Linked DNA regions of Homo sapiens: region 2 is linked to region 1. A link is a loop called in an ENCODE intact Hi-C map of the cell type or tissue named here. Cell type or tissue: heart right ventricle. All regions are shown on one strand.

The links. Hi-C counts contacts between places; a loop is a spot of excess contacts. Peaks named below come from ENCODE experiments on the same cell type or tissue, not always from the same donor. Only the 100,000 strongest peaks of a DNase experiment are listed, where the experiment ranks them.
Region 2: a loop joins it to region 1, with 1.8 times the contacts of the local background. A loop is called at or near these places in 11 of 110 quality-filtered maps.

The regions. Positions count from the first base shown.
Region 1 is chr12:1,003,472-1,005,971 of GRCh38, reverse strand. All of the region lies in intron 1 of ERC1 (ELKS/RAB6-interacting/CAST family member 1), which reads right to left. Among named protein-coding and RNA genes, the nearest start is that of ERC1, 13 kb to the right of the region's middle. In heart right ventricle, no CTCF peak of the experiment used is centred here; no DNase peak of the experiment used is centred here; H3K27ac peaks cover 1,290 bases.
Region 2 is chr12:1,063,454-1,065,953 of GRCh38, reverse strand. The region is part of intron 2 of ERC1 (ELKS/RAB6-interacting/CAST family member 1); the gene reads right to left. Among named protein-coding and RNA genes, the nearest start is that of ERC1, 73 kb to the right of the region's middle. In heart right ventricle, no CTCF peak of the experiment used is centred here; no DNase peak of the experiment used is centred here.

The DNA of each region.
Region 1 (2,500 bases):
AAAAAAAAAAGTAATAAGAATTTTAATATAAACTGTTAAGAATCTCAAAAAAAAAGTAATAATAATAAGAATTTTAATATAAACTGTTAAGAATCAAAACCTAATTCTGAACTTTGGAAGGAAATCCTGATTGATGATTTAAAATATACATGTATATACTTGCTGTACAGAAGAAATATAATATCATTATACTTTACCTGCATTTGTCAAGTTCAAACTTAACAAATAATTTATGCCCATTTTCAATTAATTTATTTTAAAAATAACAGGAAACCAGATAAGAACTGCTGCTCTACAAAAATTATCAGGCCCAAAGCATAAGAATAAACAATCACATTATTCAGAATGGATTCAGAAACTTGGCAATACTATAAAATTGACTACAGTAACCACCAGAAAAATCACATGAAATAGCCAATAATTATCTACCTTCAGTAACTTTTTCTGTTTAATAACTTTATATCTAAATGCAAGGGAGAATAACGTCAAGCAAAGGTTCAGCCTAAATTTCATATAAAAGTTTAGAAAAGGGGCCAGGTATGGTGTCTCATGCCTGTAATCCCAACACTCGGAGGCCAAGGTGGGTAGATGACTTAAGCTCAGGAATTTGAGACCAGCCTGGGCAACATGGCAAAACCCCATCTCTACAAAAAATTAGCTGGGTGTGGTGGTGCACTCCTGCAGTCCCAGCTACTCGAAGGCTGATGCAAGAGGATCGCTTGAGCCTGGGAGGTCGAGGCTGTAGTAAGCCATGATAGCACTGCCGCACTCCAGCCTGGGTGACAGAGTGAAACCCCAGGTGAAAATAAATAAAGATTTCTTTAAAAATGTTTAAAGTTTAGAAAAGGGATGGGAACTAATTTGAAGTACTCAAAATTACTTGCCTTTAATGAAAGTAAAGTGAATACTACCATGAAGGTAGAAAAGTCACCTACGTGGCATCTGAAGATGTAAAACATGGCTTCTTCTTACTTCAGAAGAAACCCCTATGAGTCTCTGGGACCATTAATAACTTCTTAATGATGAATCAGAAGTTAAATACGGTCTTTCTTCCTTGAAAAGTTCAGCAACCTGAATTCTATACCTGAATTCTATATGAACAATGAGAAAAAAAAAATTTATACACACACACACACACACACACACACACACACACACACACACAGAAAAAGGCAGGCAGCCAGAGAAAAGAAAGTCATCAACAGCAATTTTTTTTCAAGTAAGTAAAATCTTTCAAAGGAAAAAAATGCTTAGAAATGTGTTAACCAGCTGAGCATGGTGGCTCACACCTGTAATCCCAGCACTTTGGGGGGCCAAGGCGGTTGGATCACAAGGTCAGGAGTTTGAGACCAGCCTGGCCAACACGGTGAAACCCCATCTCTGCTAAAAATACAAAAATCAGCTGGGTGTGGTGGTGGGCACCTGTAATCCCAGCTACTTGGGAGGCTGAGGCAGGAGAATTGTCTGAACCCAGGAGGCGGAGGTTGCAGTGAGCCGAGATCACGTCACTGCACTCCAGCCTGGGCGAGAGGGCAAGACTCCGTCTCAAAAAAAAAAAAAAAAAAAAAAAGAGAAAGAAAAAAAGAAAGAAATTTATTAACCAGCAGAAATGAATTTTTAAATCCATGTAACTGGCCATAATAATGGGTTGAAAGGGGGGGAAGCATCCAATAGATACGAAACACACTGGACACATTTTAACATTTACTAATGAATAAAAATCTAGGTATAGGAGGAAACTTTCTTAATCTAATAAAGGACATGTGCAAAAGCAACTATAACAAACATCTGTAGGGAAACAGTTCCACCATGGTGTTCTGGTGACCTGCAGCTTATCTGAGTCTTGGAGGAATGCCCTGTGATCCTCCCATAACAGGAGATGGTGGAAGGCCTATATGGAGCTCTCCCAGGTCACCTCTTCCCTATCTTCCTTAGAAGCTGCCATGAGACAGTTTCTCATGGCATCCTGGGTTCTGACAAGGCATTGAACCTTCAGCCCTGCCTAACTTAGAACAGCGCTGTAGAATACAAAACCACTTAGCAGCAGCCTAGAATAGGCTCCTCATCAACAGAGTATCCCCCAGCTCACACTGCAGGCATCAGCCCCTTTTGTTGTGGTGTTATCCTTTTTGGTATGTGGGACAAAGATCACAGGGAGCAGGAACCTTTGGCTTATTCTTCTTTCTGCCGACTATGTAACAGATAAACTGTCTGAGTCTAAAGAGGCTCTCTGTGTCTTTGCCAGTCAAATCAGACAGGCAAGGTCTTAGCCTTGCCTTGTCTTGTGTAAGTGTGCTTGACAACATCATGCCTAACAATGAAAAGTTGAAAGATTTCCCTTTGAGATGGGAAAAGACAATGACGTCTCCTATCTCTATTCAACAACATGCCAGAAATCCCAGCCAGTGAAGAAAAGAAAAAGGTGTAAGAATTGCGAAGAAAAACAGAAAACAGTAATTATTCACAAATGATATGGTTATGTAAGTTGGAAAGCCAAAAG
Region 2 (2,500 bases), 60 kb before region 1:
ATATTACATATACACGGAACCATACAATAAGTGATCTTTTGTATCTGGCTCCTTTCAGTCAGGATAAAGTTTTGGAGGTATATCCACACTGCAGCATGTATCAGAACTTCATTCCTTTTCATGGCTGAATACTACTCTATTGTACGGCCAAAGCACGTTATCCAGCCAATACTGTAGATATACCTGCAGGAAAAAGTATTTCTGCACAAAAGCTGCTCCATAAAATTGGAAGGAGCAGCTGCTGCACCAGATGCACAGATGCCAAAGTAGACACAAGAAACATAAAAAAGCAAGGGAAATACAACACCTCAAAAGAAACTCAATTAATTCTCTAGGAAGAAATCCGTCCCCCCCCGCCCCAAAAAAAGAAATCTCTGAAATGCCTGAAAAAAATGAAAAATAATGATCTTAAGGAAACTCAGCAATATACAAACACACACACACACACACACACACACACACACACACACACAAACGGTACAAAGAAATAGGAAAACAATTCATCAGTGAAAAATTCAACAAGGAGATATATATCAAACAAACAAACAAATTGTGAAATTAAAGAATTCAATGAGTGAAATAAAAAATAGAATAGACTACATCAAGCGGATTTTCTGAACTTGAAGACAGGTCTTTTGCAAAATCTCAGACAGGGCTGGGCGCGGTGGCTCACACCTGTAATCCCAGCACTTTGGGAGGCCGAGGTGAGCAGATTACCTGAGGTCAGGAGTTTGAGACCAGCCTGGCCATCATGGTGAAACCCTCCCTCTACTAAAAATACAAAAATTAGTTGGGTGTGATGGTGCACACCTGTAATCCCAGCTACTCAGGAGGCTGAGGCAGCAGAATCACTTGAACCCAGGAGGCGGAGGTTGCAGTAAGCCAAGATCGTGCCACTGCACTCCAGCCTGGGCAACAGAGCGAGACTCTGCCTCAAAAAAAGAAAAAGAAAAAAAAAGAAAAAACTCAGAAGAAAAAGAAGAGAGGATAAAAAAGAATAAAGCCCACATGGCATATGGGACACCATTAAGTGAACAACTACTTGCACTTTGGGAATTTCAGAAGAGATGGTAAATGGCATAGACAACCTGTTTAATGAAATAATAGCGGAAAACTTCCGAAGTCTCAGCAGAGATACAGGCATATATCCCTCGAATCTTTGGTATTCACAGATCCCAAAACATATTCAGCCCAAAGAAAGTCCTCTCTAAGGTACATTATTGCCAAGTTGTCAAAAGTAAATGATAAAAACAGAATTCTACACTGAACACGGTGGCTAACTCCTGCAATCCCAATGCTTTGGGAGGCCAGGCGGGAGGATTCTTTGAGGCCAGGAGTTTGACACAAGCCTGGGCAACATAGCAAGACCCTATCTATACAAAAAATGTAAAAAGTAGCCAGGGATGGCCAATCTTTTAGCTGTAGTCCTAGCTATTCAAGAAGCTGAGGCAAGATCACTTGAACACAGGAGTTCAAGGCTGCAGTGAGCTATGACTGAACCATCACACACCAGCCTGGGCAATGGAGCAAGACCCTATCTCTAAAAATAATAATAATCACAGTAATAAAAAAGAATATTCTGAAAACAGCAAGAGAATACTCAGGAGGCTGAGTGGGTAGGATTGCTTGAGGCCAAGAGTTGGAGGGCTGTCGTGAGACATGATTGTGCCTGTGACTAGCCACTGCAATCCAGCCTGGGAAACAGAATAATGTCTCTCAAAAAAAAAAAAAAAGTTTTTTAAACAGCAAGAGAAAATCCTCAAGTCACATGTATGGGAATCTCCATCAGACTAATGGCAGATTTCTCAGCAGAAACTTTACAAGTCAGGAGAGAATGAAATGATATATTCAAACTGCTGAATGAAGGGGGTGGGGAGCAAAAAAATTGTTAGCCAAGAATACTATACCCAGCAAAGCTATCTTTCAGAAATGAAGGAGAAATAAAGTCTTTCACAGACAAATGAAAACTGAAAAAATTCACCACTAAACCAGCCATACAAAATGCTGAAGAGAGTCTTACATCTGGAAGGGAAAGAATAATATGTATCATCACGAAAACACATAAAAGTATAAAATTCACTGGCAAAGCAAATATACAAATGAGAAAGAGAAACTAGTCAAATGTTATCACTACAGAATACCACCAAACAGCAAGGATAAACAATGAGAGGAAAAAAGGAACATAGGATATACAAAGCAATCAGAAAACAACAAAATGACAGGAGTAAGCCTTCACATATCAAGAACAATCTTGAATGTACATGGTTTAAATTCCCCAATTAAAAGATATAGGCTGAATGAGTGGATTTTTTTTTAAAAAAAGACTCAACTATATGCTGTCTACAAGAAACTCACTTCACATGTAAAAACACACATAGAAAATGAAGGAATAAGCCAGGTGCGGTGGCTCACACCTGTAATCCCAGCACTTTGGGAGGCCAAGGCAGGTAGATCACCTGAAGTCAGCAGTTCGAGACCAGCCTAGCCAAAATGGTGAAAA